Linked DNA regions of Homo sapiens: region 2 is linked to region 1. The links are chromatin loops, found by intact Hi-C in ENCODE. Cell type or tissue: A673. All regions are shown on one strand. Each heading gives the region's core, and the rest is flanking DNA. Links, peaks and the distances in the headings are about the cores only.

Region 1 (12,667 bases), core at 2,837-10,836:
TAAATTAGTTAATATCTGTAAAGAGCTCAGAATACTGCCTGGCACATAGTAAATGCTATCCATCTAAGTGTTAGTTCTGAGTACAACTCTCACAGAACCATTAAAGATGATGCGTAGGATGATTTTTTTCATGCCAAGGGGAGAATTTTTGATATGATATGAAGTGAATCAAGCAGGATAATAAAGAGTATATATAATGATTCTTATTCTATATCTATGTATGAAGGAAAAAAGAGGAAGAAAGGAAAAGAAAACCACTAGTTTTCTTTAGTTGATATTTTTCTTCTTATTTATATTCTCCTGTTTTTCAAAAATTGCTACATCGTTATGCTATTTTTATAATTAGAAAGCTCAATAAAAATTTAAGTAAAGAAAAAAAAGAAAACCTAGACAAACATCTTATCTACACACTTATGAGTCACTTTATCCTTTCTGAGTGTTAGTTTTATCATCTATGCCATGGTGGTAGAAATAACAATGGTATCTACCTCACAGGGTTAATTTCAAAGAGTAAATAATAAAATTTACCTCGAAGCAATCAGTCAATAATAACGTCTTTTATAACCATAATATTATTACCAAGGCCATTCTTTGGGAGCAAAAACAACAAATATATTAATGCCAGAATCTAAATTAGGTTAAAACATTCAGATAAAAATTCACATTTGATCATTCAAATGGATTATATCACCTCTGCAGATTCACTATCTTTTGCTGTAACCAAGGCCTAAATTCAAGGATTCAGCCAAACTGGAGACTAAGAGGCTTGAGTGACAGCTCAATCTGTGTCACTCATGTTTTGGGAAAGTCACTTTCATTTCTGGTCTTCAGTGTTCAACTAGACCTTGCAGAGTATAGCCTGAGGTCCATAGATAGGCTGTTAACCACTCCAAAATTTGATCCTTTGCATGGTTCTTATGAGCAGAAGATCACAAATCCATAGGCATTCATTTTCTCATATGACTAAAGACTAGCTAGCAGCTCAGTGATTTAGAAAGGGCTATTAAAATTACAAACTAAAAATAGTTATGTTAGAGTGTACTGCAGAATCTAATTCAGTATTTTACTAAAATATCTGGCTGTCACTTAATGCTTGGCAGCATTGCAAAACTCCTACTCTATGTATCTGTTTAATTGCAATTTCAGCAATTTTGGAAATGGTACTTTGTTATCAATGAATCATTAGTTTTGTCTTGATTTAGATCCAGTTTTCAATTGCTGCTTTACTTGCTTTTTAATTACAAACTACTAATCATATAGATTCATCATCATCAAGTTAGTTTGTTATGAATTGTTTGGTTGATTGTTAACAGAGTGCAGTGGTATATATTTCTATCAACAGAGTTTGGGGCCTATAATTTTTTTTTGTAATTAGACATGGTTGCATTGTATTTTTAAAATAAATTATTTCTTTTTGTAATGTAAAAGCAGACAGACTCTTACCCTCCAACACGCCCCAACTTTGCATGTATAGTAACAACACTGAGTATCACTGAGCTAACCACAGGCAGAATAGGTTGACCAACTCCATTGGTTGTCATGACCAACTTCTTTGGTGATCATGACCAACTCCGTTGGTGGTCAGCAAAGATACAATATACAAAATGACCCTGAAGTTCATTTTCAGATTGAAAAAAATTGATTCTTACTTCTATCTCATGCAAAATATATTAATGAACATTTGTACAGTGTGTTTTTGTGTGAACCTATGTTTTTATCTATATTTTCCTAATAAATTATCAAGATAAACGTGGGTATTTTTTGTCACTCACATTGCCATCCAGGAATCTGCTACTGTTTGCCCCTGTTAGTAGTTTCTGGTTGTTTTCTGATTTCTGGTTGTTCTCTGGGTGCTTTTTCTCTTTCACATCATCTGGATTATCAGTGGTTTGCTGATCAGTGAAGTTAATGGGAACTGGGGTGTCTCTGCTCATCTGCCTTGCATTATCAGTCATTGGTTTCTGGTGCATTGTTTGGGTTTCTGTTTTCAAGCTGTCATTCTCCTTGCTGTGAAGAAAGAATTGTATACTTTGTTACTTACAGGCAGACTCCTCATACACTAGGCTGGCATAAGAACAGAAGGTGTGTTTGGTGTTGTGAACAGTAGAAACTCAGCACAGTGGAATGTGGAAGCATAAACATTGGTTATTTGTCTATGCATCATTGACCATAGAGAGAACATGTTATTAATATTATCTTTGCAGGCTTTATCTTTTTCCTTACCCTCTTCCTCATACTCATAATCTATCCATCTGCTCCCAAACCCTTACTGTAAGCAATGGCCAGTATGAAAAATGAACCCTAAAGGTTATCACATTTCTTACTTGTAAATGTAACAGGTATTTTCAGCCTTAGAAAAGAAAGTCAAAACAGTTTGTCAGCTCCAGTTCTGCTCTATGCCTCTCCCCTTGAGACTTCCTTTTCTCCTGGGAGCCTTTCATTTAAGTTTAATATTAGAGAAAAGAAAAAAAAAACTGTAGGATGATTCAAGGAAATTCAAATAACAAACAAAATTAAAGGTTCAACTTTGTTTAACAACTAAAAGTCCTCACACCTGTAATCCCAGCACTTTGGGAGGCTGAGGCGGGTGGATCATGAGGTCAGGAGTTTGAGACCAACCTGGCCAATACGGTGAAACCCCGTCTCTACTAAAAATACAAAAATCAGCCGGGCGTGGTGGCACACACCTGTAGTCCCAGCTACTTGGGAGGCTGAGGCAGAAGAATCGCTTGAACCCAGGAGGTGGAGGTTGCAGTGAGCCGAGATCGCACCACTAGACTCCAGCCTGGGTGACACGTCTCTAAAAAAATAAAAAATAAAAAAATAATGGAAAGTCTTACAAATCAAAACAGTAACAAGGTACCATTTTAAACATAGAAGACAGATATAATTCTTACAGTGGGTGACCTGACAAAACATTAGGAGTCAAGAAGCTGAAACTCTGACATTGTAGAACAATGTTAAAGCATGTGTATTAAGGAGAAAAATGCAAAAAAAAAGAAAACTCTAAATATTTAGTAATAGGTGGATGCATTGACTATTTCATTCTTTGCTTGTGATAAAGGGTATGAAGTCATTAAAATAGTTATGAATAATTTAATGATACAAGTAAATGTCCACTTATAAAAGTAAGTGAATATATGATTGTCTCAACTGTGTAAAAGGCATGTATATAACGTGTGTGCCTATTCCATGTAGCAAACAATGTGCCAGAAGTTAACAGTATCTCCGGGTGGTAGAACTTAGCGTATTACATTACACTCTATTACACTATATCATGTCAGATTATACTTCATAGTATTATTGTTCTAAATTTTCTACATAGGAAAATACTATTCTATAATCTGAAAAAATAAGTTTCAAAGTAGCTATGCCTTGTACCTACATGGCATTCTATAAATTCTAGCTGTTATTTATAGATACAGTGGAAAAGATCCATTTACAAGCATATCATGTTATCTAAATATAACATCCATTGATTTAAATAATACTTGTTGAACTCCAATACTTGTTGATTTGAATAAGACCAAACCATGGGCAATAATTTGAATATATGTATATTTTTATAGTCATCCTTTTGGTGGTGGTAGCACAAGAAGAAAAGAAGGCCTAGGAAAAAACTCTGATGGATACTACATTTAAAGAGGAAAGATGAGCCTTAAAAAGAGCTTTAAAAAAATTCCCGGTAAAGTAGAAGGGAAATCAGGAGACTAGAAGGAAGACTTCGTAGAAAAGCAAGAGGATGTCTCCAGAGAGAGGACAACAGTATTAAATGCTGCTGAGAAAGGAAATTTCTGAAAAGGGTCCATTGGGTTAGCCATGAAGATGTAGTCAGGAATCTTGGTATAGGGAGTTGCAATGAGGTAATGTAGGTGGATGCTAGACTGAAGTGGATTGAAGAAAGAAGGGGGACAAGCAATGTAGACAGGAAGTATAAAGACCTGTCTGAAGAAGTTTGGCTGCAAGAAGGGAGAAAGATGGGGTGATGATTGATGTGGAATATAGGGTTTCAGATAAGACTTTGTTATCATGTTCAAAGATGTTAGGGAGTTTAGCCTGTTGAAATGCCAATGGTGAATAGCCAGTTGAACTGCAGAAAAGGAGAGGATATCATTGATGATATAAGATGAACCTTGACAAAGGGAAATGGAAGTCATTGAGAGGACAGACACAGAAGGGAAACCTCAGGGTTAAGGTTGTAGAAAAATAGGTAAGGATGTAGGCAAATTAGTACATTTGATGACAAGATGTTGATCAAATTGCTGACAGCTTGAATTTTCTCTGATAACAAGGTATGGTTACCTTGGGTCTCATCGGGGAAATGATGGGGTAGAAAGTCTGAATTAAGGGCAGATGGTTTGGGACAGCTGCTATGAAGAGTGGAAGAGGGGTGATCAGAAAAATAAGACAGGTTGGCTGGGCCAACTGAGTGGCCAGTTAAGGTTAAAGACCATTGATTTTTGTGAAATCAATTTGAGAGCGTGAATGGCACTTCACCCAGTAGTCCTCACAGACATGCAGAGAAGGCAGACAGTGAGGCTCACACAGAACTGGGGCTTTGCCAGACAAACACACTCAAATGATAATAGTGCAAGACAGGAGTATGAGAAGGAGAGTGTATATTTGACAAATAGTTTTTTGCAATGAGAGAAGACATATATGTTCCCTGCCTTCAAGAAATTTAAATTTCATTTGGTTGTCCAAAAATAATGCAAACAATAAAGCTAACAACTGGTAAAACTATATTGTAGAAATCAGGGTAGTGATTACCTTTGAGGGGAGATGTATAGCCCAGAAGAAAGCATAACGGGGTTTCTGGGATGCTGGTACTATTTTGTTTCTTGATCTGGGTGTTTATTGCATGAGTATATCACATTTGTGAGAATTCAGTGAGTGGTAGACTTATGATGTATACTTTTATGTAAATATAGGTATGTTGTATCTCTATAAAGTATTAAATTGGTATAAAATTTACATAAGTTATATGAAACATACCCAGTTAGCATATAAATAAATGCCAAATGAACATTACAAAGATTCAGTACTATTTGAAGTTCATAAGAAACAGAAATAACTATGGTTTGCAATGTTTACATAAATAATATTATTGCTGAACATTTAACATGACAGCCACGCTATACTTATTTATATACATTAGATTATATATTTCTTAAATCAACCGTATAGTCAGGTGTTCCTATTATTATTATTTTAGAATGAAGAAATTAAGGCCAGGAAAGTTGATGTGATTGGCCTAACTCTATTTACATGGCTTTTCAGTAGTGGAGCCAGGATTTAAACCTGTCTACTTCATTGCACAGACTCAGATCCTATTGGCAGTAGAGTCAGAGGAAGGTCCATGGAAGTTTGGGATTATGTGAGGAGCTGAAAGTACAGGAGCAGGTAACCAAAGTAGGAAGTGCAGGATTTGAAGGCAAAAATGGTCTTTTGGCAGGGAGTTAACTCTTTTGGATAAAGGCAGGGACAATGGATTATCTTTGCTTTAATCACCTTTGAAATCCTTTTGTGGGCAGTGTCAGGACAGAATTGCTTGAGAAATGTAAAATGTATCTGCCTGTCTTTTAAAACAGTCCCTGTAGATGTAAAACCAAAAATAACCTGTTAAATCTGTTTCAAGTAAAAGCTGTATTTAAAAAAAAATACATAGCGCTTTGAAAATTATCAAGAAAATGACTCTCTAGCTGAGAAACGGCATGTGTCTGTGGTTAGCACAAACAATTTGTCAACACGCATTGGTTGTTATGTTGTTCACAAACTCACAGTTCTTCCTCCTAGGCTTGTGTACCATCTACCTACATTACTGAAAATAGACATTTGCCATTTCAAAAGAAGGGGGGAAAAACGCCATCAATACTATCTTGGAAGCAAGACACAGCTAGCTTCCGCATATGTACTTCTGACCTCAGCTGCTGCTCTGGGGGTGCCGTGAAGAGTTTAGTGTCATCCAGGAATGAGAGCAATTAGAGAGGATTACTGTGTTCCTGGATGATAAATAAATGAGGAGAAAACTGTCCAGTCGTTCCCTCTCTCACCGGGCTCTTTCTGCAAACCAGCCCATTAGAGTCACCCTCCATTAGAGCACAGAGTCTCAGGGTTAGAAAGAAACATTGCAAAGGCGTCTAGTAGCATCCTCTGCCCAAAGCAAGGTAGGGATCCCCCGCTGGCCCCACCTCCCATGTAACTCCAACTCACCAGATCTCACATTTGATTTGGATTACACCCCTGCCGAGAACATAAAATCTCAAATGAAGGACCCAGGGGGCTCAGCAAAAGGTCACCAGATGCCATCTTAAAGGTCTGCCAGCCTTGGCAGCGACTCAATGCCACCAATTTCCAACTGTGCGCCATCTAACAGGCCCTAAACCCTCTGGAGAAGACAGCCTAGAGTGTGCCAACACAGTGAATGGGGATCTAATTTCAGTAAATGAAAGCATGTTCTTATTTGTAAGTAATAAGAGATAATCAAGACAACCAGACTTTTCTCTTTTTAAAAAGACAATAAAAAATAAAATCGGAAATGGGAGGGGAGTACAGCTGAAAAAGCTCACCAAACTCCACAGGGAAGCTGAAATGTGAAGCCTGTGCTAATGTAGCTAATGCTATTGTGTCAAAGTATGAAGGTTTTTTGTTTCTTTTTCTTTTTTTTTTTTTATGTCATGGAACCATACCATGTACTATTATCATAGAAATTTAGTCTTCGAAAAGATCAAAAAAATATGTTCATTCAACTCCTGAACCTATACTTGAATCATTTCTTTATCAATGTAATTATTTTAGCTAATATGTTCTATCTAAATGCTTATGTGTGTCAGCCACCACACATAAATTCTTTCATGTTGTGTGACTTTGGGAATATCTGATTTTCAGGTTCTCAGCTGTGAGATGAGAAAAAATAATCCTTATCAAGATAAAATGTATAAAATATTGAGCACCAAGCCTGGTGTTCCTCCACCAGACCTCGACAAATAGTAATTTTATGTTAATCATAACTTAAAGTGCTAGCTCCTTTATACACACACTCCTCATCACTCAGGTACAAAGGGATGCTTCTTTCTCTGGAATCCCAAAACTTCCTTTATTGACAGACAAAACTAAAGTTCAAAAAGTAAAGGTTTTGTAGTAGATAGGAACTCAAGAAAATCTATTTAAATAGATAAAAAGAGAGATAATTAATGCAATCTATCTGGCCACCTTGTTATTTACCAATCACAGTAAATACAAATTTTAGAAATCACCCCCCCTTTAAAAAACAAAGATTAATTAGTATTAAAAATCTATTCTGATAAAGCAATCACATTCCTTAATTGTGATTAAAAAAAAACAACCCAAACATTGTTGCATCACGATGTCCTCAGGTGGATTACACCCAAGAGCTTTACAGACAGTGCAGCTTTACCAGTCTGGAGCCAATGTTTATTGGCTAAAATGTAAATCTGGGAACCAATCTTTAATGGCTTGAAATGTAATGTCTTTTGCACTTGCATTCTCTCCTGTTTCGCTTTTGCAAGTCTAAGCAAAATGACTGTGCAACTGCCTGGCCTCTTCACCAATGATCTCTGTGCTGTAGGGCACAGTTTCTGAGCCAGGTCTTCTATCCATACTCTGAGAGGATGCAGCATAAACAGTTCTGTCTCTGCATCACGTCTGGATGCATCCACATGGTCTATGGGAACGAGGAGCAATCATTATTGCTATGTTATTTTGTTTAATCAGGTTGAACTAAATCAGGAATATATAAAAAGATGATGGATTTAAAAATACTCTATCAATATAAATTTGTTATCTCAAAATCTTAGCTGGCGAAACTAAAGGTGGCCAAATATCATTTAATCTCTTTATACAAAGCTTCCATATACACACATGAGAAGTTTTATTTTGTTTCTAAAACAAAGATTGATTGTAATCAACCTTTCTAATCTCTTAAAAAAATTTCCAATTGACAAAATAACACAGATACCTTTACAGGCCAATACTTCTATCTCTACACCAACATTTTAAATGTCTAATGGTATTTCATTATATAGATATAAGATAGCTTATTTAATTTTTCCTATATTGTTGAACATTAATTTGATTTCCAAATTTTCATTAATTTCAATGTTGCTGCTCTGCTGGAGATGTTTCTTTTGCACCTATATCCTCACCATCCTTCTCAACCCCAGGAAATTGACCTCTGTGGACTTACTCTATCAATGGTGCCCATGAGGCCAGGCATAGTGGCTCACACGTATAATCTCATACTTTGGGAGGCCTAGGTAAGAAGATCACTTGAAGCCAGGAGCTCCAGACCAGCCTGGACAACATGGCCAAACCCCATCTCTACCAAAAAAAAAAAAAAAAAAAAAAAAAATAGCTGGGCTTTGTGGTGCACACCTGTAGTTCCAGCTACTTGGGAAGCTGAGGCAGGAGGATTGCTTGAGCCCAGGAGTTCCAGGCTGCAATGAGCTACAATCCCTCCATTGTACTCCAGCCTGGGTGATGGACAGAGATCCTGTCTCTAAGAAAAGCAGTGCCTATGTCTTATGATTCTAGGTGGTTTGGGCCAATGGGTAGCCCTGGCAGGAGGAGGTTCCCTCCCTGCAAGGTTGACTCAGGCTACCTGTGTCTCTTGACCAAAGGTCACTGCTTTTCTCAAGATGGCCCGAGAGGCAGAATGCTTCCTTTATTTAGTTTCGGTAACATTCCCCTCCTCTCCTCTCTTCAGACCTAGTGCTCCTACCAACCTTGCAGCTGCTAGCCCATGATTCCTGCACCATAACTTGCAGTTCTCTTAATCTCAGCATACATCTTTGTAATTAGTCCTTTTTAACTAAAGCCATCCTTGTTTGAGTGTATAATCTGTTTCCTATTGGGACCCAGACACAACACACATTTTTGTGTAAATCTTCGAAACCAAATCATTATACCCATCCATAATCATTTCCACAGAACTGATTCATAGATACAGATCTTATGCCAAAGTACATATACTTTTAAGGCTTTCAATAAGTATACTTTAAAAAACACAGTATCATATGAGTATTTTCTCTAAACACCTGCCAGCACTGGGTATCTCCATTATAAAACATTCCTAATTTGATTTGTAAAAAATAATGTCTCATTACTGTTTACATTTCTTTTATTATCCTGCAGGTTGAATATACCCCCACATATCTGTTGTTCCTTTTTATTTCTTCTATTTCCTGTCTAGGTCTATTGCCAATTATTGAAATGAGGCTGTTCATCTTTTTCCCATTGATTTGGAAAAGCCTTTATGCATTTAGGAGTTAATTATTTTTCTGTCACATATGTTGTAAACAGTATTTTGTTTTTGACTTTGACTTTGTATTATATTTTTTAAACTATATAGAATTCAAATGGCAAAAATAACTGTTACCTCATAGTCTCAATATTTGGGATCAACGGACACTTATAAGTTTTCTAAAACATCTATTTAATATTTGCTTTCATAATGCCCTGTATTCTTATTTGCAGACTTATGACCAGAACAACAGTATATTATGCTTCTTTATACTTCTCACAGTGCCTAAAACAAACACAAAAACAAACAAAAACAAACAAAAATTATTCCAGGATATTAATACAGAAGCAGTTTAATGCAGTGGAAAGGGCTTAATAGAAGTATGATTTTAGCATACTACTTTATTATTTTGAACTTGTAAAAATGAAGATAAGTATCTTCTGTGATGTTATTGTTCAGTTTTAATGAGAGATTGAGTTCATAGATATTCAGCTATTGTGTAGATTGTATAGTGAGAAAAGTAGTAAACAAAGATAAGGCTTATTGATCAGTTGTTTCTAAAAAATAATAAATGGGATACTTGAATTTTTCAATCACAAAATTTATCCATACTTTATGTATGGACTATAATTGTTCAGTGCTTCCATCTCCTGCCTGGATTATCATAATAACTCTCCAAATGTTTTCTCTCTTTTTATTTGTGTCACTCCCAAGTTACTCACCACTTAACAGACAGAAGCAGCCTTTAGAAAACATAAATACAATGTGAGCAGCACTGCTCTCAATTTTCCAATGGTTTCCCATTCTACATGGAACAAAATCCAAAGTTTCTACTATGGCCCTACTGGCTTCTCTGACCTTATTTCCTGCTCCTCTCCCCATTCCCCACCGTGCTCCACAAAAAATGGCTTTCCTGCTCTTTCTTAAGCATACCAAGAGGCTTTGTTCTGACTATTCTGTCTCCTTAGAATGCTCTTTCATCAGATATTTACATGATTTACTTTCTCTGTAGGTCTGTGGAGTCACTAGGATGGAGGCGAGTACCTGTGGTATCACTTGGTGCAAGCTGGACCTCAGTGGCAGAAAAGCAGCAGGTATATGGGTTCCCTGATCCTGAGCACTGTGCTCCTGGTGAGGGATGGTGTTCTGATTTTTATGAGTGTGATGGCCAGTACTGAGTGTCAACTCGATAGGATTGACGGATGCAAATTATTGATCCTGGGTGTGTCTGTGAGGGTGTTGCCAAAGGAGGTTAACATTTGAGTCAGTGGGCTGGGAAAGGCAGACCCACCCTCAATCTGGGTGGCACCATCTAATCAGCTGCCAGTGCAGATAGAATATAGAGCAGGCAGAAAAATGTGAAAAGGCTAGACTGGCCTAGCCTCCCAGCCTACATCTTTCTCCTGTGCTGGATGCTTCCTGACCTCCAACATTGAACTCCAAGTTGTTCAGTTTTGGGACTCAGACTGGCTCTCCTTGTTCTTCACCTTGTGATGGCCTATTGTGGAACTTTGTGATTGTGTGAGTTAATACTTAATAAACTCCCCTTTATATATGATATATATATTTTATATATCATATATAAATTATATATTATATATATATTTTATATATAATATATAAATTATATATTATATATACTATATATGTAATATATGTAATATATAATATATATATACACACACAATATCACAACAAAGTGATTCACATACTTTTTTTGGTTTCATGGTGCACATAAAAGTTATGTTTACACTATACTGTAGTCTATTATGTGTGCAATAGCATTGTCTAAAAGAATGCACATACCTTAATTAAAAATACTTTATTGCTAAAATATGCTAATAATCATTATATATATTTTATATATATAAAACTAATAGGATATATATCATATATAATATATATATGTCCTATATATAAAATATATCATATATATAAATATATATGATATATTTTATATATTAAATATATAATTATATATAAATATATATTTATATATAAATATATTATTTCAATATATATAAATATATTTAAATATATTTAAATAGAATATTAAATATATAAATATATAATTATATTTAATATATAAATATATATTAAATATATAATTATATTTAATATATATAAATATATATTAAATATATAATTATATATTTATATATTTATTATATATAAATATATATTTGTTCTAAATAAATATATATTCTAAATATATAATATTTTATATTATATAATATATAATATAAAATATATAATAAATATATAATATATAAATAAATAAATATTTATTATAAAATACATATAAATATTAAATATATATTAAATATATATATTTAATATATATATTTAATAATATATAAAATATATATTATTTATATATATCTTATTTGTTCTGCCCCCTAGAGAACCCTGACTAATACAATGAGGCAAGCATGAGGCAACCTTATACAAAAAGAAAAAAAAATTACCTGGGCTCCAGGCAGTCAACTTAAGTGCCATCGGTTTGTAACAGTAAATGAGAATGTCAGATGCCCAATATTGGGCAAACTTGAGACCTGTGAATAGTTGCAGCCTCTTTTTCTTGAGCAGGGGAGGGAAGAAGATACTATTAGCTTCATGGAGAGTTTAAATCTGGTAGAGCCATACGCACACGGAGGAAGGCTGGGCTAGTCTTAGCTCACTGGTAGCTAACCTGGGATAATTCTCATTGCATAATTCTAGCTGCTTATCTCTGCACTGTCTCAGTTCAAATGTCTCCTGCTCAGAGACAGCTTCTGGGACCCTTTAAGAGCTGATAGACCCTTATGTTCCTTTATTTTTCCTTATTGCACTATCCCTGCATGAACAATCATTGTTTATCTGTCTATTATGTGTTTCCCATCACTAGAACTTCAGGTACACTTCTGTGTCTCCATGGCTTGGCACTCAGTAGGTGCTCAGTTAATATTTGTGAAAAAGAAGTTGATGGAATTCCATATATACATTAATTTCTAAAACCATTAACTTTAACACTTAAAGGAGTTTAAGACAAGTCACAAAGAATTTATTAATATAAATGGTTTTGGAGGATTCAAAAATGACAGAATATGGGCTTTAGGAGAGTCACATGGGAAAATACCAGAACTTTGCATATCTTGGGTATAAATATCAATGCAAATTACAGGTATACCTCAGTGATTTGTGGTTTAGTTCCAGAGAGCTGCAATAAAGCAAATATCACAATAAAGTGATTCACATATTTTTTTTGGTTTCATGGTGCACATAAAAGTTATATTTACACTATACTGTAGTCTCTAATGTGTGCAATACAATAGTCTAAAAAACAATGCACATACCTTAATTAAAAATACTTTGTTGTTAAAATATGCTAATAATCATCTGTGAGCCTTTAGCAAGTCCTCATCT
Region 2 (12,667 bases), core at 4,649-12,648, 74 kb before region 1:
GACACCTCCCTCCACTGTTCCTGATTCTGTGGGGTGAGGGGTCAAGAGATGTGGAGGCTTGGTCTCTGCACTACAGACGCCCTGGGCTATCCTACCTTCCCCCTTCTTTAGCCTCAGCCACAGGATCCAGAAACACGGGATGCAATTGTAGCTCTCTCACTTGGTAGCCGGATGGCCTTGACCTTGGGCCTCTCTAATCCATCTGGGGAAGTGTGCTTTTAGGAGGGATGATTGAAAGAAGGTAAGTTCTCATTCTTCTAAAGTTTATTTTCAGTAAAACAGATTGGGGTCATATAACATCAAAGGTCTCTTTTAGGGCTAATACTCTATGAAAGTACAAGTTTGGTATGCCTGAAAATCTGTTATTAAATCTTGATCTGATTTCCAGGGACCTCACTCAACCCAAAGGAATGACTCATATTCTCAACCTCAGCACTATTGACATTTTGGATTGGGTAATTCCGTGTTGTGAGGGGCTGTCCTGGATATTGCAGGATGTTTTGAATCATCCCTGGCCTCTACTCACTAAGTGTCAGTGGCACAACCTCCTTGATGTGTGACAAACAGCTGGGATATACCTGAATTATGGGAATCCACAAACTGTGGTAGACCAGGAGGACAGATGCTTTGGGTGAATGATGATGGTGGTGATGATAATAATAAGTAAAATTTTTCCCCACTGGCTAATACGTCCTAGGCCCTATTCTAAGGGTCCAAATGTATTCTCATTTCATCTTCATAACTACTCTACCAATTTGGCATTGTTAACTGCATTCTAAAGAAGAAATTGAGATTTAGCAAGATGATCAAGGTCATACAAAGTTCATAAGAAATGATCTGAGACTCTATTCCCAGGCATTCTCTCATCAATGCTCACACGCTGCTTTCTTCAAGGTGGTCTATACAGCAAGACTCAACATGGAGATCACAGGCTGGCATTGGTCCATGGACTATTTGCTTAGTCTGTGATGAAGTAAATCAATTACATCACTAAGTACACCATTAAGTTCCGCTACTATTTTTCTGTTGCCAGACTTTCTCAATGAAGGAAGCATTGCCTAGATTTACACTCTGACACAAGCTCCTTATTTTCTTGCAGGCAGGGACAGAAATAAAAGTGTTACCTAATATTTGCATGAAATGTTATCATTGACAAACTGTACTACTCTCTGTAGTCCTACATGCTTCCTATAGGTGTGCCTTTCTAGACCTTGTGAGGTACAGAAGAGGCAACATAATGTGAACTATCTCTTTCCAGTTGTGGAAACCAAAGCCCAGACAGTTAAGTGGTTTGTCCTTGCTGTTAAGACAATAAGCTGAGGATCCTAGAATATGAGTTCGAGTTTCCCAATTCATAGTCCACTGCTTTTTCTAAGATGAGACTCTATCTATATTCTGATTATCAGGAAGTGACTCTCTTCCTTTGTCTAGCTCCAACATCACATAAAGATCTGAAATAAATTGCTCTTATTTCGTGGGATCATCTATTATATTACATGGTTACCAAAAAAAACATAATCACAATTCTATGGCCAATATACTTTCCATTCTTAAAGCACGAGGCTCTTTTGAATCTCTTGTGTTGTGGACTGAGCCTGGGTTTTGCAATCAGCCCTAGCTCCCTTATTTGCAAATTATGAGACCTTAGGCAGATTTTTAAGCCCCTCTCATCCTTACTTCTTTCATGTGTCAGATAGACATAATCACATATACCTGTTGTGTTGTTGCAGTTATGAAATGATGTATGCATGGTGTATATGGTGCCTAGAAGAATGTCAAACTCATCGTGGGAGCTAAGACAACACAACACTTCTCTTCTTTCTTCTGTCATGTACTTTTCGATTGTTTTCCAGATCCTTAAAACTGTCTCATAACACAGTAACTGATAACAGTGGAAACTAATCTTTATCACTAACGCGCAATCCATCTGGGAGAAAGCCATTTCTTCTTAAATCAGGACCAATCAACAGGGCCTCATGACCCAGCTCTGTCCTGCCATGAGCTTGTAGGAACAGATGGAAAATGGGCTGGGCAGATGGAAAAACTCCCATTTTCCAACAGGAATTATTTATTTGTGAAGTTGGAACCACTTGGAATGAATATTTTGAATTAGGGGGATGAAATATTGTAAGATTCACAACAGGGCCATGAAATTAACTAATGCGCTGCGAATACCAGCGTCACTGTGAGTCAGGGAGTAGGAATAATAATAGGGCTTTTGAAAAATGGTCCAAATGCATAAATTATTTACTGGTGTGTGTTAATGACTCCCTTGAAGCTGTTCTCCTGATGGCATTATCCCACATGCCCTTCCTAAGAAAGGCACATCTCTCTGAAAGTTCCTTTGTCTTTATGATCAGATTATTACAGAACATGAATATTATAAAGTACACAGCTACCATTATGAGACCTGTTCAGTGTCAGACATTGTGTGTAAGGCTTTCTATATGTTGTATCCAACCCTTATAATGCTCCTGCAGAAGAGCTCCTGCAAGGGCCTATACTTTACAGATGAAGAGACTGAAATTCAATATGATTAAATGTTTTATCCAATTTACACAAGTGGTATGTAGTAGGTTTTCCTGCTTTCACTTTTGAGTCTCTGACCTATCTCCTCAAATGGCCCCCAAGTAATCAAAACATTCATCTGACTACATCACACTCCTTTGCCCCCTGTTTTGAGTCTTAGAAGAGCATCAAGGGTCTTTAAGATCTGCTCCTATTTTCTCTGGTTTTGCCTCCTTCACTTTCACCTGGCATCTCATGTGTGTAGGTAACCATAGTTTACAATTGTCAGAACAGAGAGCAAACTCATGTCTCAGAGTCACTCTTATCTTGCTCGTTCTACCTAGAAAATTCATCCCTGCCACGCAAATACCCCGCCCGATCCCCACTCTGGCCAATTGCTTTTTCTTTCTCAGGACTCTGCTTAGTCCTAAATACTCCAGGAAGCCTTCCCTGACAACAGCTGCCTTTCTCTTACTGTGCTGAGCCATGTGCCTCTCTGCTGTGGCTAAGCACTCCTGGTTTTCCTCACACACAACACTTGCACACCATCGTACTCAACAGCGTTAGTGTCTGCCTTCTCTCATAGATTGTGATGTTGCCTTACTCATCCACGTGTGCCCAGTACCCAGCACAGCACCAAGCAGAGTGACGGGTTTGTGTGTGTTGAACTGACAAATGGATGGATGGATAAGAATGACAAATGCTTTGTTCTAAAGTGTCCGTGTGGTATGTCTGCAGTATCTGTGATGGCCTCGTGTCAACGAACAGCTAAGCTATCTATATAGGAATAAGTAACAATGCCTCATCAGGATCCCAGAGACAGCTGAGGGAATTCAAGGTGTTGGCTGATTGGCATTCTCAGGATGAGAGAGATTGAGGCATTAGAAAGGTAGATGAAAATGGACATGTATTTTCTGATCCCCTAAGTACTAGGGAGAAAAGCTACCAGCAGACCAATTCCAGGTAAGCGTCAGTATTGGAAGGAAGTCTAGTGGTGTTTGGATAGGAACATTAGCAAGGAAGTCTGGACATATCTTTGGAAATCCACTCAAACTATTCACTGAGGCCTAACACACAGTAGGTGCTCAGTAAATGCTTGTTGAATAAAAAAGACAGAAATAGGCAGGGCTGAGCTCCTCTTTTCCTTCCTGAGACGGAGAGGCCCACAGTAACTAGAAGCTCCAGAATGAAGCTACACCCAGGCCATTACATGTTCCTCCAGGTGGCCCAGGGTGGGGGTCATCACAGGCCTTGGGGCTGGGAAGATCTGTGATTAAGCCATGGCTATACCACTCTTTTGCCAAGCCTCACCTCTTCATTCATAAAGTAGAAAGAATTCCCACCTCTCAGGGCTGTCACGAGTATTAGATTAGACCACAGAACCTGGCCCACAGCGTGTGTTCAATATTCAGAGTCCCCTTCCCCTTGCCTTAGGTTCAGTGAACATTGGCACAAGGCAGCAGGAAACAAATCCTAAGCTGCACTGAGTGGCAACAAAGTTTCTTGCACCCTCTGCCAACCTGGCTGTTGGAACAGGGCAAACCTGCTGCTGGAAGCTGGATAATAAGACAGGACGCAGTAGGACTGGCAGGTCTAGCAAATAATGGGCAACAAGAGCTGTGCAGAAGGAAGGCAGGTCTTCACTTCCATCTCTAGTTCCTCCTGTAGCTTTAGCAAAGTCACAGAACTTCTCTGAGTCTCAGCACCCTCATCTGCAGATGGTCACCATTCTTCTTTTGTTCCTCTTCACCCCTGGCTGTTCTGTGTTGTTCTGAGGATAAAGGGCATGCTTGGAAACATGCCCTAGATAACTCATAGGTCATCACAGTTGACCTGGTCAGAAATTCATCCCTCCGGGAGGTAGGAGGAATAATGAGTGGGAGTTTAAAGAGCCTGACATCCAGCTTACACTCCGAGTTTTGGAGGAGCATCTAACCCAAATGCTCCTTCAAAAGTCAGAGTGTAAGTTGGATCTCAGGCTCTGGAAACTCCCACTGTGCACTGTACTTTGTTTGATGTATGGCAGATAAATGGCAGGGGTTTATTTAGACAGGGCCTTCCAGACTGCAAATCAGCTGGAGAAGATGTTTATGTGGTTACTAGTGTGATTATGGATATAAAAGAGCAGAGACCACGAATTTATCCTAGGTGTAGTGGTACCTTCTCCCTCCTCTTCTGCCATTGGATTCATGAGGCCAAGACCTGGCAAATTCTCAGATCCTTCACAACCCATCTTGAAAGGGACCACTATTTCCCATCGTGAACAGATTTTCATCCATCCTGAGTCCTTCTCAGGAAGCTACCAACCTTATAGAGTAGCCTACTTCATTGTTCATCAGCTCTGATTGTTAGTGTGTTTTTTCAGATTAATTCAAAATCAATCTCTCTATAACTTCTTCCATTCCTACCTCCACTCCTGGCACCTAAAGAGTGGAATACCTTTCCTAGCTCCTTTTCTTTTCCTTTAGTCTCTCTCCCACATGCTGAATTTAAGGGCATGTGGTGCCATGGCTGAGTAAGGAGTAGAAAGTGTTGTTAAGTAAGGTCAGCCCTGGTGGGAATAGATGATATGACTTAATTGGGATGGGCTGTTTTTTCAGAGGTTCACACATATGAAGTTCAAAGAGGAAGGTGTAGGTCAGGGTTTGAGATATGGAAAGTTTTATACAACAGGGTAACTTTGATCTAGTTCTTGCAGAATAAAAAGGAATTTAACAGTTAAAAGTAAGAGAAAAGGTATTGCAAGAAGAGAAAATTGCGTGTGCAAAGGCAAAAAGTCAGGAACATGCATAATGTCTTTAGGAAGCAAAGAGTTGTCCATGTGGCTGAAATGAAGATGAGAAAACAGTGGCAGATGAGGCAGGAGGGATGGGCAGTGGTGAGTCAAAGGATGCAATGAGCTGCTTGTTTCTAGCAAGATGTTAGCCAAGCTGCAGTTGGTCTTATTTGGTGAGTGATGGCAGCCATGCAATTAGTATACAGTTTATTTAACAATATTGATTTGATATTCCATATAGGCTATGCCCTACTTGAGGCCCTGACACTTTGGGAGCACAGGGCCTGGGACATAGTGCATGCTTTAAATATGCTTGCTGAATCAGTAAGTGTGGTAGGTGACTTAAAAGACTTAAGGTGTTGAAACTTCACCTAGGAAAGCATTTTCTATAGTGTCTTGCACAGAGCACTGGTTCTGAGAACTGCCAAAATGTTATATTTGAAAATAAAAACTACTTTGGTCAAATGAACTTGGATTAAACAAGAAGAAGATGACTTTTTGTTTGGTTTTGTTTTCATTGTGTTAGTCCTTGGGCATTGAGACTTACCAAGGAGGAAGGGATATAGGCTATGGTGTTTCCCAAACTTGAACATTAAACACCTGTCTGGAAGAGCATCACCTGGTTTTAATATTCCAGGGAACACACTCTGAGAGACAGCTATAGGTATCTGAAAGTAAATAAAGAAGCAGAATTGTTTTTGTCATTAAGAGCATGGTGGAAAGATAAAGAGTGGAGAAGGTCCTGCTGCTTCTTAAAATATCTAGCACAGAAGGAACATGTATTACTCCAGTTCACATTCCACTGGTGAGACCTAGCCAAGAAGCCATGTCTGTTTGCAAGATGGGCTGTAAATGAAGCCCCTGCTCGACAGCTACTTTCCACCTTCAGCCACCCATTATGAAAGAAGGAGCACAAATTTTGGTGGACAGCTAGCTATCTCTGCCAATTTTGCTGAAGAAACAAAGACTCCATGAATGAGTTGGAGAGGGAAAGCCAGAAGATTCCAAATGGGCATTTCAAGCTGCAGCGTTTAAAAGGCTCTTGTTGGGAATTATATTCCTTTTCCTCCTACTTGCCAGGGTGTATCAGTAAGCTTCTGCCATGGCAACAATCTCGATTCTTAGTGGCTTATTTTTTGTTTATGTTCAAAGACTTGTTTTTGTTCATGTATAGGTTCATGTTGATGTCTATGATGTTGATTTCTACTGTGCTCCATGTTGTCTTTACTTTGGGTTCTAGGCTGCTATCACAGGCTTATCGGTGAAGAAAAAGAGAACATGGGAGAACCACAGAATATCCTTTAAAACTACCATTAGGAATGACGTTACTTCTACCCAACTTCACTGACAAAAGGCAGTGATCAGGCTCAACAGGATGGAGTTAATTCTCTCACTGGGTGGCAAGTCATAAGTCATAAGTTATGGGCCAAGCCTGATTGACATCAATGAGGTTGGAAAGTATCATTCCCTAAGTGGATGAAGCAAACTTTGAACAATAGTTATTTTGCAATAGACGATACAAGGGACTCAGAATTCTTACCTTGTGGGGTTAGGGCACTGAAAGATCTTATGGAAATGCCCACCAACCTCAGGCAATAGTCACCCCTTCAGTTGTTGGCAGTCACTCATCATGAAATAGAGGATTTATATTTCAATCATGTGAATGTCAGAAGTCAAGTCCTTCTAGCCTGGGGCTGCCTTTAGCATTTCTGGAGTCCTGTGTTCAATACTCTCTGGAGGAGTGCACCCTGGGTGAGGAAAGGATCCCAATCCTGGCTTATCGAGGAAGAGCGGGGCATAGTGTATACAACCTAGGGGTATTGTGTGTGTTGTGGGAGGAGGGGACAGGAAATCATAAAAAAGCATCAGGTGGAAAAGGGATAATATGTGGCTTGCATATGCTTGTCCCTTTCCAGGAAAGGTCATCTGCCTTCACTCACCTGGCAGAATCCAGTTCAACATTCCAGGCTGAGCACAAGCATCTTGTCCCCCAATAAGCTCCCATTGATTCACTCAATTTGAGATGTTTATTCTTTCTGTTGTGCACTCATTACTCTCACGGTAAGTTTAAGAAAGTGCTTATCACACTAGTACAGTTATTTACCTACTTGCTGTCATAGGTGGAATTGCATCCCTGCGTGAAAGTTCTGCTGAAGTCCTAACTTCCAGTGCCTCAGAACATGATCTTATTTGGAATAGCCTTTTCAGAGGTGATCAAGTTAAAATGAGGTCCTTCATCGTTCTGGTGGGCCCTAATTCCATATGACTGGTGCCATATTGAAAAGAGGAAATCTGACATAGAGAGAGACACATACTGAAGGAGAATGTAATGTGAAGGTGAAGGCATAGATCAAGGTCATGCCTCAACGAGTCAAGCAATACTGAAGACATTAAGCCAAGGAAGGGGCATGAAACAGATTCTCCCTTGTGGCCCTTAGAAAGAATCAACTCTATTGATACTTTGATTTTGGGCTTCTAGCCTCCAGAACTGTGAGGTAATACAGTTTTGTTGTTTAAGCTGGCCAGTTTGCAGTACTTGGTTATGGCAGCCCTAGCAAACTAATACACTTGCCTACACATCTGTTCCCCTAAATCCACTTCCACCTAATCCCTCCCAAATTAAGTCAGTTCTGGAGGACAGAAATACGGTTTTCTTTCCTTCTTTCTTTCTTTTTAATTATCCCTGATGCCTAGAAGGGCCAGGCACAGAGTTAGTTTTTGCTACAATTATTGATCACATTTTGCATTCTCTTTGGCCACAAGGGAGAGAAAAAAGGGACTAGAAGAGGAACTTGTTTTAGAAGAACAAGCTGGAGCTGTCTGGAAAGCAAAAGAAGACAAGTAGTGAGATCCATGTCCCTGAAGGTGTCCAAGAATATGCAGGCTGAAGGAAACCCTGCTTAGGGCTGGTTCTATGAGAATGTTGAGAAATAGTTTTGCTGGTTGTAATCTTCCAGAGATTGGTCTATTGATCAGTATTTTGGAATCCGGGTGAGTCAGAACCAGGCTAGGTGTCGCCCTTGTGTAGCTGTTGAAGATAGTGTGGGAGAGTGGGGTGTGTGTTTTAAGCAAGTGCTTGGTTCAAAGTGCCAATTTCTCTTCACCAGCTAAGTCTCGATCAGCCTTTGTCAGAGCTCAATCTGCCTGTGAATTTGCCTGGAATCCATTCCCAGCAGCACCATCTGTTTGCGATTGTCCTACCATCTGACCATTTACCCTTTGTCAACTTCCTCCTCCGGGCACTCCCACTGCCAGTTGGAATCCGCCCATGGATTCCACCCATTGTCCATCCTGGATAAACTGAGTCTGGAGAAAGACAGCACAGGAGAGAAGGGAAGAGGTGGGAGACGTTCCAATGTGCTAGCGTTCTTGGCCAAGAGGTGTCTGGGAAGCCCCATTAAGCCTTCACACAGAACCTGGAGAGAGAGCATGTGGCCCAGCCAGAGCCATATTGTGCCCCAGGCAGTCTGATGGCTCCACAAATAATATTGATGCCTTTTGTTTGAAAACTCTTTGTGGAGGTTTCCCATTCCCAACAAACCACGCTTGATGCTGGGCTTCCCGCAAGCCTCTTTGCCTTTTGCACAGTCCCGTGGCCAACTGTGCAGGCAGATGAGGGCCCCCGAATGCTAATGAGGGAAATGGCTGGCATTCCTAAGGCACGCCCGACTCTGGGAACCCCGCCTTTGTTGCTAAGGAACATTGGAACTGTAGCTGAAAGGCTCTTAGAAGAGAGAGGAGTGAAGAGAGGGAGAGAAGAAAGGAGAGCATTTGTTTTCAGAGCTTCACAGTTCTCTGGCCAGCTCCAAAGCTGTCCAATCTCTGATCCCAATTAGAATATCAAACCCCCTGTTATTGTTTCTCTTAATGATCTTGGGAAATTCCTCAGAAGAGTCAGCAAGCACTTAGCAAACTTTTTGGACTGCGCCATCTCTACAGTTGTGCTTCTGGTAGTGTGAACATACCATGCCAGAGTCCTGAAAACCATCTTTGTTCCAGTTCCCAGAAGGCAGTGATGAAGCTGGAGGATGGGAAGAGGGCAAAAAGCTGTTGGGTTTTCAAAATGTACCCGTGGGGGCTCCACTTAGCAGATGATTGCCAGGTGCCCACTCGGCAGTGCGTCTGAGCTCTGCGCTGGTCACAAAGACAGGAAGATCTTGTTCCTGGCTTGCAGTCACCTCCAGACTTGCTGGGAGGGACACACCACACATGCTAAAGAGAATTGTATGGTTTATTTGCTCTAACTGTGGCCAACAGCATTGAGGAACTTGGAGTTATGCAAGACTGGGTTCTAATCCTGGCTCAGTCACTCACAGCTATAAGTCCTTAGGCAAGTACATACACTACCCTGAGCCTCTGTTTCTCACCTGTACAATGGGCATGGTAATGCCAACCTCATTGGTTTACTTTGTGGAGTAAGTACAGGACAGAGAATGAGAGACAGGAATGTGGAACACATATTCTGTGCCCTCCAGGACCACACAGTCGGTGAACCATCTGTGGGCTTGGAAAATGTCTGTACCTGGAAAAGGCATTCAACCATTTGGCCCATTGGATGGGGTAAAATGAAATCCTGTATAAGACTAAAATAAGCTAGTTTCCCTTATGGAGCATGTCTATGTGCCAGGCATAGCACTGGGCAATTTGCATGCATTATCTCATTTAATATGAATGATGCTCTCAGGTAAGTAGGGACTTGTTCAGGGCCACACAGCTGGGAAAGAGTCTGCCCAGCTGATGAGAACCTGCCTCTGTCATTCTGTGCCCTTTCCATCCTTAAAGCCTGAGGTTTTTGGGGGAGTTGGGACATACTCAATTGACACCAAGCATCTCCAGAGCACACTGAAGGATAACCAGTCCACTATCCACAGACATCCATTTGGGAAGGTTTTTTTGGAGGACACTGGTCAAGACTGACACCAGACTTTCCCAACACAGTGGTTATTAGAAGTTCACAATGACACAGCTCTGAGAAAAAAGGGAGAAAAGTAACAGACTTTCTATAAGTAAACCATGAAGTTCCAGCATAGAGATCATAATGATATTCTGAACCATAATGACTTCCTGGCACTTCTTAGTAATTTCCATCCACCAACACCCCTCCCCAATGCTCCTTGTCTATCAATTCCCACTTTTTCTTGTTGAATTTAGAGTTGAGCCCAATATCTCTCCCCTACTGCAAAACTCCATTGCAGTGGTTCCTATGACTATTGTGATAGTTTTGAGTAAAACCTGCCTTACGATTTTAACAAGAGTCAGAATAATTTTTTCTTTAAGACAGACAGACAGACACACACACACACACACACACACACACACACACACACACACACACCCCTTGGGGAAAAGCAGTGGAGAATTCCAGGAGACGATGCAAAAGCAATTGATACTTGACTCTAGAAGGCAGATACATCTCAAAATTTGTTCTTACTGTAGTAGTGGCCTGACCTCCCTATGCCATTTCACATAGACCGTTGTTCAAAGTACTTTGGAAGCTTCTTGAATGTTCAGCAGCTAAGGGAAGGGACATAAAAGGGTATATCGTTATTACATGCAAAGAACTGTTCAAATGGCATTGCTTTCAATGTTTATAACAATCCTTCAAACAGATGTAATTGCTTCTGTTTTATAGATGAAGGAACTGAACTCCAGGGGGATTAAGCAACTTGTCAAGTCTACCACCCGCTAAGTGCAAGAGCCAGATTTTGGCTATTTTTGAAGCTATTTATTCTTTTTCTACTCTGTGTGGAAATATGGGGGGTAGGGTAGTAGGGTGACTGTGGATCTAGATCTGGTAAAGGTTACCCTACTTATAGAAGTATTCATTCAGCCAAGACTATAGTACAGGTTATGCTTAACCTGTGGTCACACAGCTCTGGTGGCACCTTTCATGCTGCATTCTATGTAAATGCAGCCCCCTGCATTTGTGTAGCTTGGGGATGCTGAGGCTACTTATCAGAAACTATGCTAGATATTGGATATTAAGAATTGGGCAAGGTAAAATCATTGCTCTTCAGGGCCTTATGATTTTGTCTAATAACCCCGACTTCAGGTTTAGGATCTTCTTTTACCCAAACTGCCTCTCCAACCCACTTACTCCCAGAGATGAAGGGTAAAGTGAGACCTTCTCAGTATCAGTTGACCAGTCCTTCACAGGAAGCACGAACCTTCTAGCAGATATTAACTGGCACAACCAAACAGCTTTCTTGTCCTCTGAGTCTGTTTCCTCATCTGTGAAACAGAGCTGTGAAACCTGTCTTATTGAATTGTCAGAGATAGACCAAACAAAGTATGTCAGGTTCCTCAAACACAATAGTTGCTCAAGGCATATTAAATTTTTGACCTACTATTCTAATTGTCCTTACTTGGCATTTTGTTAGAATGAGAAAGCCGTGTCTATTTGCTTGCTCTTTTGACCTAAAAGGCAGCCAGAAAGTCCAAGGGTTCTAGAAAGGGTGGTCAGTCGGTTTCAAGAGTCATTTTTCTGGACAACTCAAGGATTATAAAAACCAAAGCAGGTCAGACTAGAAGACCCTTAGAGACCATTTATTTCAGTGGATCCAAATAGTTTTGTTCTTAAGGCCTTGTCTATAAGAGTACATGAAGCACCTCATTTTATAAAATGGATAGAAAGGGATGCTCAGAGGCCTTTCTGTTTGATTTTCCCCTTGACCTAACTTGTTCATTTTGTCTGGCACACAGATTGGAAACTCAGTACCCTGATCACCCAGTATTAGTGATGGTGCTGGGAGCACATTGTCTCTGAAGCTCCAGGCCAGTGTTTCTTCAATGAGCTCATGCTACCTGTATGGTGTGATACGTGTGTAACTGTGTGCTATGTGAGTGGTGCAAAGTCAGGGGGGATGTTAAGAACAGAAGAACTATGGGAGCTGATGGAAAGTTCCACCTGGTTTTCCTGTCCAGGCAGAGCAAAGGATGTTACCTATTCCCAAAACGCTTTGTCCCAAGGAGTCCTTCCTCAAAACTTCTATCTTGGACTTTTGGAAAATACCCCTGGAGACAGTGTAATGTTGTTTAGTTTTGTACTGCAGAAAATATTGGACTTGTTCAGAAAACCTCACTTGAAATGTTTCTTCTACTGCTTAAGATTAAGATAGTGTATTGGTAATACTTTTATTTTTCTTATGGTATGGAAATCCTTCCTAGAATAATGACCAGGAGAAGGGATGATTTACCTATCCAAAAATGATGTTCATAGGTCTACTAGGTTCCAGGCACTGTGGGGAAGTGGCAACATTTAATGTTTTTTTTACTATGTGGAATTGTGGGGTTTGAAACAACATAGTTTGATTAGCAATGTAGGAAAAAATCAAACATGTAATATTAATAATAAGTTTTATTAAAACAGAAGGAGATTCTAAG

The links. Hi-C counts contacts between places; a loop is a spot of excess contacts. Peaks named below come from ENCODE experiments on the same cell type or tissue, not always from the same donor. Only the 100,000 strongest peaks of a DNase experiment are listed, where the experiment ranks them.
Region 2: it touches region 1 in a loop (1.9-fold over the local background); 4 of 110 quality-filtered maps call a loop at or near these places.

The regions. Positions count from the first base shown.
Region 1 is chr1:60,053,432-60,066,098 of GRCh38, forward strand. C1orf87 (chromosome 1 open reading frame 87) reads right to left here. Exons shown (of 12, transcript NM_152377.3): 3 at 1,773-2,007. Among named protein-coding and RNA genes, the nearest start is that of C1orf87, 14 kb to the right of the region's middle. In A673, for the core only: no CTCF peak of the experiment used is centred there; a DNase peak (open chromatin) is centred at 6,420.
Region 2 is chr1:59,977,771-59,990,437 of GRCh38, forward strand. C1orf87 (chromosome 1 open reading frame 87) reads right to left here. Exons shown (of 12, transcript NM_152377.3): 12 at 12,624-12,667. Among named protein-coding and RNA genes, the nearest start is that of CYP2J2, 57 kb to the left of the region's middle. In A673, for the core only: no CTCF peak of the experiment used is centred there; a DNase peak (open chromatin) is centred at 8,931.